Linked DNA regions of Homo sapiens: region 1 is linked to region 2. A link is an interaction called in ENCODE POLR2A ChIA-PET data of the cell type or tissue named here. Cell type or tissue: HepG2. All regions are shown on one strand. Links, peaks and the distances in the headings refer to the core of each region. The heading gives the core; the rest is flanking DNA.

Region 1 (5,385 bases), core at 226-5,225, 360 kb before region 2:
AGTTTCTCTTGTCAGAAAAGAGAAACAATTTACAACATAGTACTTAAATAAAAAGTAATTTTAGGTCCGTGTGATTTTCTTTATATAAGTGTTATTTTAATTTAAGCTGATTACTTAAAGGGAGGCTTACACTCAGGACTGCATATTTTTCTTTATCAAAAAAGAGGCTTCTCTTTTTTCACATGAGGGTAAATAAGAGGCTGCCTTTTAGCACTTCACACAATGCCTGACTCTTAGCCAATGAATGAAAGGGGCTTGTGGTATCCTATGGTCCCGTCAGGTCATAGATGTATAAGAATTTTGGCTGAATTAATATCACATGAGTTTGAAATCTGAGTGACATGGTTTTTATCAATTTTAAAATGGTGTTATGTTTGGTTTGGAGATCAAGTTAATATAAAATGTAGAATGAAACGTAATTTAATGCTTTTGAACCATTACATGACCTGATGTTTGAAATTCTTTTCTAAAGCATAAAATACATGTATTGTTTGTTTGTTTGTTAATTGAGATGGAGTCTCACTTTGTTGCCCAGGCTGCAGTGCAGTGGTGTGATCTCAGCTCACTGCGACTTCTGCCACCCAGGTTCAAGCGATTCTCGTGCCTCAGCTTCCTGAGTAGCTGGGACTACAGGCACGTGCCACCACGTCTAGCTAATTTTTTGTTTTGTTTTGAGACAGAGTCTCGCTCCATCGCCCAGGCTGGAGTGCAGTGGTGTCATCTCCACTCACTGCAAGCTCCGCCTCCTGGGTTCACGCCATTCTCCTGCCTCAGCCTCCTGAGTAGCTGGGACTACCCACTACCACACTCCGCTAATATTTTGTATTTTTAGTAGAGATGGCGTTTCACCATGTTAGCCAGGATGGTCTCAATCTCCTGACCTCGTGATCCGCCTGCCTCGGCCTCCCAAAGTGCTGGGATTACAGGTGTGAGCCACCGCGCCCGGCCATGTATTTACTTTTATAGCTATTTATGAATATTATTTTGGGGGGCTATAGTTTTTTTTGGTTTTGTTTTTTTGGGTTTTGGGGTTTTTTTTTTTTTTTTTTTTTTTAGACAGGGTCTCACTCTGTTGCCCAGGCTGGAGTGAGTGGCGCCATCTTGGCTCACCAACAGGAGGCTACTCAGCCTTCTGACTAGCTGAGATTACAGGCATGCGTCACCATGCCCCGCTAATTTTGTATTTTAAGTAGAGACAAGGTTTCTCCATGTTGGTGAGGCTGGTCTCAAACTCCTCGACCTCAGGTGATCCGCCAGCCTCGGCCGCCCAAAGTGCTGGGATTATAGGCGTGAACCACCGAGCCCGGCCTAAATTTTTTTTTGTAGAGATAGAAGTCTCACTCTGTTGCTCAGGATGGACTTGAATCCCTGGGCTCAAGTGACCCTCCCGCTTGGCCTCCCACAGTGCTGGGATTATAGGCATAAATCATCACATCTGGCTGGGCTACAGTCTCAATTACTTCTCTGCACATGGCACATTTCGGGAGGGACAGATTTAATTCCTAAGAATCCAGGTAATTAATTACTGTATTTTTTCCTTTTCACATTTTTTTTTTAAGATGGAGTCTCGCTCTGTTGCCCAGGCTGGAGTGCAGTGGCGCAGTCTTGGCTCATTGCAACCTCTGCCTCCCAGGTTCAAGCAATTCTTGCACCTCAGCCTCCCAAGTAGCTGGGATTACAGGCGCACACCACCACGCCTGTCTACCTTTTTGTATTTTTAGTAGAGTTGAGGGTCTCACCATGTTGGCCAGACTGGTCTCGAACTCCTGACCTCAGATGATCTGCCCACCTCGGCCTCCCAAAGTGCTAGGATTACAGGCATGAGCCACCACGCCTGGCCCACATTTGTTTTAAAGAACTAGAGATGTCTCAATGGGCTACACGATGACTTTGGATGAATGCGGCTTGCATACATGGTAGAGAGTATCTTGAAGTGAATAGACAGAATCATTTTCATTCATTTGTACTTCAATACTGGTATTTTTTTTGCTTCCTATTTTTTTGGAGACAGAGTGTCATGCTGTCGCCCAGGCTGGAGTGCAGTGGCGCAGTCTTGGCTCATGGCAGCCTCCGGCTCCCAGGTCCAAGAGGTTCTCTTGCCTCAGCCTCCCGAGTAGCTGGAACTACAGGTGCGCATCACCATGCTCAGCTAATTTTTGTATTTTTTAGTAGAGATGGGGTTTCACCATATTGGCCGGGCTGTTCTCGAACTCCTGACCTCATGGTCTGCCCACCTCGGCCTCCCAAAGTGCTGGGATTACAGGTGTGAGCCACTGCGCCTGGCCATATATTTACTTTTTGTAACTATTTATGAATATGATTTTGGGTGTTTGTTTTTGTTTTTGTTTTTGTTTTGAGACAGAGTCTCACTCTGTTGCCCAGGCTGGAGTGTAGTGGCACAATCACGGCTCACTGCAGCCTTGACCTCCCAGGCTTAAGCAATCCTTCCACTTCAGCCTCCCAAGTAGCTGGGACCCCAGGCATGCCACCAAGCCTGGCCAATTTTAAATTTTTCTTTTTTCTTGAGATGGAATTTTGCTCTTGTTGCCCAGGCTGGAGTGCAATGGCACAATCTTGGCTCACTGCAACCTCTGCCTCCTGGGTTCAAGCAATTCTCCTGCCTCAGCCTCCTGACTAGCTGGGATTATAGGCATGCACCACCATGCCCGGCTAATTTTGTATTTTTAGTAGAGACAGGGTTTCACCATGTTGGTCAGGCTGGTCTCGAACTCCCGACCTCAGGTGATCCGCCAGCCTCAGCCTCCCAAAGTGCTGGGATTACAGTCATGAGCCATTGAGCCTGGCCTAAATTTTTTTTTGTAGAGATAGAAGTCTCACTATGTTGCTCAAGATGGTCTTGAACCTGTGGGCTCAAGTGACCCTCCCACTTGGCCTCTCAAAGTGCTGGAATTATAGGCATAAACCACCACATCTGGCTGGGCTACAGTCTGAATCACTTCTCTGCACATGGCACATTTTGGGAGGGACAGATTTAATTCCTAAGTAAGAATCCAGGTAATTAATTACTGTATTTTCTCCTTTTCACATTTGTTTTAAAGAACTAGAGATGTCTCATTGGGCTACATGATGACTTTGGATGAATGCAGCTTGCATACATGGTAGAGAGTATCTTGAAGTGAATATACAGAATCATTTTCATTCATTTGTATTTCAACATTTCAACACTGGTACCTTTTTTGCTTCCTGCTTCCTCCTTTTTTTTTTTTTTTTTTTTTTTTGAGACAGAATGTCACTCTGTCACCCCAGCTGGAGTACAGTGGCGTGATCTTGGCTCACTTCAGCCTCTGCCTCCCGGGTTCAAGTGATTCTCCTGCCTCAGCCTCCCGAGTTGCTGGGACTACATGCACGCACCACCATGCCTGGCTAATTTTTGTATTTTTTAGTAGAGACAGGGTTTCACCATATTGCCCAAGCTGGTCTCGAACTCCTGACCTTGTGATCCACCCGCCTCAGCCTCCCAAAGTGCTGGCATTACAGGCGTGAGCCACTGTGCCCGGCCTGCTTCCTATCTTTAAAGACCAGTTATCAACATAAATAATATGTGACTAAAAATATATTAAAGTGTGTTAAAGCTAAAACCTCCCCAGCATTAGTATTTAGCTGAGTGACACCCCAGCTAAGTGATGATGAGGCCACATGACTAAGCCAATTGCCCACTCACCCAGCCTCCTCCAACTACTGTGAATATGCATACAGCATCCTCTCCAAGGGTTTACACTGATTCCATTTCCATGGAGAATACTCAACATATATGCCAAAGAAAAGCAAATCAGATGCTTTCATTGCCTTTTACATTGTTTTCTCTGCACTGAGATGGGATGCCTGTGCCTGTTGAAACACAGCCCCTTTTAGCTTCTCTCTCTGACCATTCAGCCCAGCTTACACTGAGTGAAGCCCATTCCCTGCCAACCATACTATGTCTTCACATACTGCCTCACAGTAGTCTCAGTCTAGGATAGCGATGACACACAGAAAAGCTTGTGACTGCTTCTGGTTGCCTTAGAAATCAGCCCAAGGCATCCTGAAGGATCAATAGTAGGTAGCTGAAAGTCTGAAAGAGGGTCAGAAACTTTAATGTCTGGAAAACAGTGCTTTGCAGAATAGAGAATGAGTGATTAGAACATGGGAGAGCAGACACTGAGAGTTGGAGAGAGAGGAGCAAAGATGTATATAAAGCTGGCAATTGATAGGGCAATGGTGGAAGCAAAAGGCGTCATAACAGCATGAGGCAGTGACTCAAGGTGCTATGAGGAGGAAGTGGAACGGGACTAGCGAAGGATCAACAAACAGGATCTGAGTCTTTGGTGACAGACTCCGAATGATTGAGGCTGAGTGCAGAGGAACAGTAGGTATTATTTTCCTGCTATTTTGGGCAAGAGAATATTCAGCTATCTGAGAATAAGTATAGCCCAAGGATGAAAATGATGAGCTCTGGAGTCATGTAGGCACATATCTTGACTCTGAAACTACTCCTGGGGCCTTTGACAAGTCATGAAACCTCTCATAGCCTCAGTCCCTTTGCTAAGATTAGGGGATAATAAAGACCTATCTCATAAGACTGTTTGGAAGGCTAAGTAAAATAATCCATTTAAGTTCATAGTGTAATGCCTAGTGTATACTAAACTCAATAAATGTTGCTATGGAAACAATATAAGAACCTCTTAGAAAAGAAAAATATAAAACAGTATTATGAGTCTGTCTTTTTAAGAAATTAGCTTTATTAATACTTACTAGACAAATAGTCTTTTGTTTTTTCCAGTTCTGTCTTACAAAATCTTTCCCTTATTTTGCTAAGAGAAACCAAAGAAAACAAAATATTTATAACGCAGGTTGTTAAACATAGAACCTATTTACTAACTAATCAGATTAAGAAGAGGTCTCCAGGATGCTTAAACATGACTGTTCTCTATCCTAAGTAACATATTTCTCAGCTATATTTTTCTGCATTAAATTTTAAAAAACTTTTGTCATACAGTTTTATTACCAGTTTAAAATGTAAACCTTTGTCAAGAATCATGAAAGATGTTAGATAGCTGTTGTTGGAAATTAATGACAGCTTATAAATTATATTGCTTGCTAATAACTTTGCACATAACTGCACTTAAAATGTACATACCAACTTTTGCTTGTTTTCTTGTACTTACCGACTTTGAAAACTTTTCTCATCAAAGCTAAGTTCTTTGTCCTAGCAATAATATACAAAAACAGTGGTTTGTGATATTTGAAATAGCAATATGGTCTTCTCTGTCCAGTGTTAATATAAAGGTACTTCTGACAGTTTCAGCCCCAAACAAAATGCGGCTCTCTTTGTTTATTCAAATTTTATCAGAGTGCATTCCTTCCTTCCTTCGGGCAAAGACAGAA
Region 2 (5,385 bases), core at 125-5,124:
TCATATTAGGGTGCTTGTGAGTTTCAGGCTGCTGGCCGGTGGATTTGGCACCATGACCCACAGCTGTTTCAGAATGCACCTTTCTCCAACTAACATTTTGGTGTGTGCTGTGTGCTATGTGCACTCTCCCTTTCTATCCCCACCACCCCACGTGGTGGTCACAGTTATTATCCCTGATATAAGAGGGCTAACGATGGGCAGGGCAGGGCCTCCACTGGCTCCAAAGTCCACGTCTTGCCCTGTGTGCTGCACCCCTCGTCGTTGGTCATGGAGGCCAAGGCTACCAGCAACTAAAAGGACATAGTGAGAACCGAGTGGTCCCAAGGAGTCACGTGGCCCCGGAGTGGGATGTGTGGAAATGCAGACTCCAAGGTCAGGGGTGGAGTGGCCCTTGGCTTGACTTATCAGCCCCTCCAGCTGTGGGGCCAATTCCCTGTTTGTGGTCACATGTGTTTGGAACAACGTCCATTTCTCAGCAGATGCTGCAGCTTCTGGGCCATTCAGCCGTCTCCATCTGAAGTCCCTCGAGCTCATCTTCCTTCAGCTTTTGCTTTCCATTTTGTAAACCACCTGGGGTAAAATATGCAACAGTTTTCCTGACCTCCTGGGCCTCCAGTCTAAATTTATTTGCCTGGCATTTGGTTTCCAGTTAATTTTCTTCTTATAGGTCACTGTTGGGTTACACTGTTCTGCTAACTCTAATATTAAGAAGCTTTCATTCCAAGTTCTGTTTTTCTGGAAGCCAAGCTGCTCATGGACTTAGGAGGATGGAGACCTCAGAGCACTGTCTAGCTCCCATCTCAACAAAAGACTACCTTGCGACCAGGGGCACTGTATCCCTGTGTCTCCAATTCTCCCTGACTTCCCGCCTATAACCCGAGAAGTCTCGAGGTCTCAGGAATTCCCTAAGAAGAGCTATGCATGTCCTCCTTGTTGCATCTGTCCCATGGCTTTGCCCTCCAGCATGGGACAAGGTTCCTATGGGTGTCTGGGACACCCCTGGGCACCCATCTCAAATATAATAGTTCCTGAATCCAATGCTTTTTTAGCTAACACTAACAATACCCACCAATTATTCAGCTATATACAGTTGTTGTTGTATAGAGAATATTCTGAGTGAGTTACCCAGACTGATTCCTATAGCAACCTAATGAGATGGATACTGTTGGTGTTTCTTGCCTGTGGAATAGAGATGATAGGAAATGACGGGATCAGCTGAAGGTCTCCTCATGCAACATGAGAGTTGGGATTTGAACCCACGTCTGAGTGGCCTAAAGCCTGTGGTCATTACCAGCTCACTGACGTGCTCTGCATGAGGCCTTCTTTTTCCTTATTGATGGTCAAGAACAATAGGAATATTAATATTTTTACTGTTAAAAAAAGTATATCTCCTTGTAGTTTCTGAAAAAAAAGTATAAAGGTAGAATTATAATACAAAACACAATTGTACTCATCTCCCCAAATGAACGAATATTAATATTTTGTCTTAAATTGAGAAATCAAACATTTCCAATGAAGCAGAAGTCGCCTATGTTTCCCTCCCAGTCCCATTCCCTTCCTCATTTCTGCCTCCTTCCCCTCCTAAAGACAATTAAACCACTGTTAGGAACTTGTGCAGATTTAATCTATGTAATTTTACTCTTACCACATGAATAATATTGCTTTAAAAGATTTAAACTTGAAATACATGTTCTCATCGTGATTGTAACGTTCTGCAACTTATTCACTTACATCGTGTGTTGTGTTCTCTCCATGTTGATATTTGCATATCTAATGAGCATTTAAAATTTTAATTGTAAAGGGTTCTATTGAATGAATGCACAACGATCTCTTTTCACTCCCTTCCTAATGGCCTTTTGTTTTGTTTTGTTTTGTTTGTTTGCTGTGACAAGCGATGGAGCAGTGGGCATCCTTGTTCATATCTTACTCACATGGTCATGGCTTTCTCTATGGTCTACATACGAAAGAGGACTTTTATTGTTTATATATAATTTTCTCAGTGAAAAATAGAGGACAGTGTCTTATGAAAAGCATTTTTTTCCCCTAAAGAACAATTACCATTTACATTCCAATGGCTGCTAGCGAGTGCCAGTAAACACACATGGTACAGCCCATAGAGGGAGGTTCAAGTCCCTGTGGGTTCTGTCTTGATTGAGGCCATCAGAGCTCTTAGGTAAATGAAAAGGTGTGTGAATGTCTTTGGTGTGGTTATCTGTTGCACAAACGAATACTTTCAGGTCTGATATTGACCTAAAGACAGAGGAATTTACTTTAATAATTATGCTTCATAAATAATAGAACCAGGATTCTGATTCGTGGAGCTCCCAAGGACTCCCCCATGTTGCTGCTAGCCCCTCTTTAGTGAGACCTCAAAGGGCCTTCTGGGCTTGAGGACCTCAGGTGTGGAGTCTACACTGGAAATCACACCACTTCGCCAGCCCAGCTGACAAAGTTCTTCACAGGGACATCATACCAAGTGCTCTGAGGAGAGTCTCCCCTTCCGGCCTCACGATGATTGCCAGATGGTGACAAACTTGGTCCTGTCTGGCCAGAGTCAAAGTCCATGCATTTGTAGGTGGCCTGAAAACCAAAGGAGAGGAAAGAGACAGTTTTACTCTGTTCAGAAATAGCATGAGAGGTGGGTGACATTTTCATTGTCCTTTAGAGTCACGGTTTGTCTTTGGTGCCACCCACCATAACCACATAGAGTGGTTGAATGTGGAAGCGGTGATGTATTTTAAGGCCAGGGTGCAATGTCCATGGTCAGAGACTGAAAATGTCAACGGGTTTAAGAAATGTTGAAATGGCTCCATAGATAACCATCAGAGGCTACTAGAGAAGGGGGTTGGGAGATAGCCACACTTACAGAGCTGACATTACGGGGTAGCAGGTATTCTTTTTTTTTTTTTTTTTTTTTTGAGACAGAGTCTCCCTATGTCGCCCAGGCTGGAGTGCAGTGGCGTGATCTCTGCTCACTGCAAGCTCTGCCTCCCAGGTTCACGCCATTCTCCTGCCTCAGCCTCCTGAGTAGCTGGGACTCAGGCGCCTGCCACCATGCCCGGATAATTTTTTGTATTTTTAGTAGAGACGGGGTTTCATCATGTTAGCCAAGATGGTCTTGATCTCCTGACCTCGTGATCTGCCCGCCTCGGCCTCCCAAAGTGCTGGGATTACAGGTGTGAGCCACTGCGCCTGGCCAGCAGCTATTCTTTGGCAATGCTCATTTATGGAGGAGAGGCCTCATGCTGCAGCAGGTACTGCACAGGCTCTGGAGCTAGGACCTGACCCTGCCACATATCCATAAGAGCTTCCATCCGCTGAGCATGTCATGATGTGCCAGGCACTGTACTAAGCACTTTGTATGTATGCAGTCAGTAGAATGATGGCCCCACAGATGTCCACATCTCACTGGCTGGAACCTGTGAATATGTTGGGTTGTATGGCAAAGGAAACTAAGGCTGCAGATGGAACTAAGGTCAGTAATCAGCTGATTCTTTTCTTTCTTTCCAACTTTCATTTTAGGTTCAGGGGTACATGTGCAGGTTGTACATGAGTAAATTGCATGTCACAGGGATTTGGTGTACAGATAATTTTGTCACCCAGGTGATCAGTATAATATCCTTGATATAGTTTAGATGTGTGTCCCCACCAAATCTCACATTGAATTGTAATCCCCAGTGTTGGAGATGGGACCTGGTGAGAGGTGATTGGATCATGGTGGTGGATTTCTCACTAATGGCTTAGCACCATCCTCTTGGTGCTGTTCTCCTGATAGTGAGTGAGTTCCCTTGAGATCTGGTCATTTCAAAGGGTGTGGCACCTCCTGCCTTGCTCTCTCCTGCTCTTGCTCTGGCTGTGTGACATCCTCCTCCCCCTTTACCTTCTGCCAAGATGGTAAGTTTCCTGAGGCCTCTCCAGAAGCCAAGCAGATGCCAGCATCATGCTTCCTGTACAGCCCATGGAACTGTGAGTCAAGTAAACCTCTTTTCTTTACAAATTACCCAGTCTCAGATATTTCTTTGTAGCAATTCAACAACAGAACAGTACAACCCTATACATAGTTTTTCAATCCTCGCCCTCTTCCTACCCACCACCATCAGGTAGGCCCTGTGTCTATTGTTCCCTTAATGGTGTCCATGTGTACTCAATGTTTAAGCTCCCACTGACAAGTGAGAACATGCAGTATTTAGTTTTCTATTCCTGTGTCAATTTGCTTAGGATAATGGCCTCCAGCTCTACCCATGTTGCTGCAAATGACATGCCTTCACTCTTTTTCATGGCTGTATAGTATTTTATGGTGTATATGTACCATGGTTTCTTTACCCAGTCCACCACTGATGGGCACCTAGGTTGATTCCATGTCTTTGCTATTGTGAATAGTGTCCGCGGGCTTTAAAATGAGGAGCTTATTCTAGATGACCTGGGTGGGCCCATGGTGATCACAAGGACCTTGTAAATGTGAAGAGGGAAGCCAAAGAGTCAGAACCATAGAGAGATTTGAAGATGCTGAACTGCTGACTTGAAGACTGAGAAAAGGGCCATAAGCAAAGGAATGTGGGTGGCTTCTAGGTGCTGGAAAAGGCAAGGAAACAATTCTCCCTTGAGCCTCTAGAAGGAACACAGCTCTGCTGACAACTTGATCTTACCTTGTTTGGTACTTCTGACCTCCAGAATGATGAGAAAATAAATTCGTGTTGTTTCGAACCACTTGGTTTGTGACAATTTGTTATTGGAGCGATAGGAAACTCATCCACTCACCTCATCCACTCTGTACCACTCTCCTCTGAGCAGCTGCTGTGATCACACTTTCACAGATGAGGACATTGCAGCTGCGGGGCAGTTAAGCAACTCACAGGAGGTTCCACAGCCAGTCTGGTGAGGAACTGAGATTCTAACCTGCCCTATACCCAGGTCTGAGCCCAGAATTGTGTGACCTTGGATAAGTTATTCAGGTTTCAGCCCTCAATCATGGCCAGAGCTAAGGTGAAGTGAGTGAGGCACCTTGGTGCGAAATTTAAGGGAGCATGAAAAAACTTAGTCATCGAGATGCAGTCTATTTTAGTGTAATATATTAGAATTAAAATTGATGCCAAAAAATGCCATGATGAACAAAACACTAAAATTTTAAATAAATGTAGGGTTAATCTCAATTTCTACATCTATAAAAGTAAGGACTATATCCTAACTTTGCAGGATGGTTGTGTGGAATTAAATGAAAAAATCTACAGAAAACATCTTGGGAACACCTGGCACATAGTAAGAGCTCATTAAATGACGATCATTGTTTTGCGGGGCACAGAGGGTGGGTGAAAACACAGGCCCTAGTGTCAGGCTGCTGAGATTCAAATCCTAGCTCTGCCATTTCCCAGTTGAGTGGCCTTGAGT

The links. ChIA-PET counts read pairs that join two places held together with the same protein. Peaks named below come from ENCODE experiments on the same cell type or tissue, not always from the same donor. Only the 100,000 strongest peaks of a DNase experiment are listed, where the experiment ranks them.
Region 1: POLR2A ChIA-PET joins it to region 2 with 7 read pairs; 2 of 35 experiments call an interaction of 5 or more read pairs at or near these places.

The regions. Positions count from the first base shown.
Region 1 is chr10:121,943,865-121,949,249 of GRCh38, forward strand. It overlaps the pseudogene ATE1OSP. Among named protein-coding and RNA genes, the nearest start is that of ATE1, 19 kb to the left of the region's middle. In HepG2, for the core only: no CTCF peak of the experiment used is centred there; no DNase peak of the experiment used is centred there.
Region 2 is chr10:122,301,655-122,307,039 of GRCh38, forward strand. The region is part of intron 9 of BTBD16 (BTB domain containing 16); the gene reads left to right. Among named protein-coding and RNA genes, the nearest start is that of BTBD16, 33 kb to the left of the region's middle. In HepG2, for the core only: no CTCF peak of the experiment used is centred there; DNase peaks (open chromatin) are centred at 2,167 and 2,757.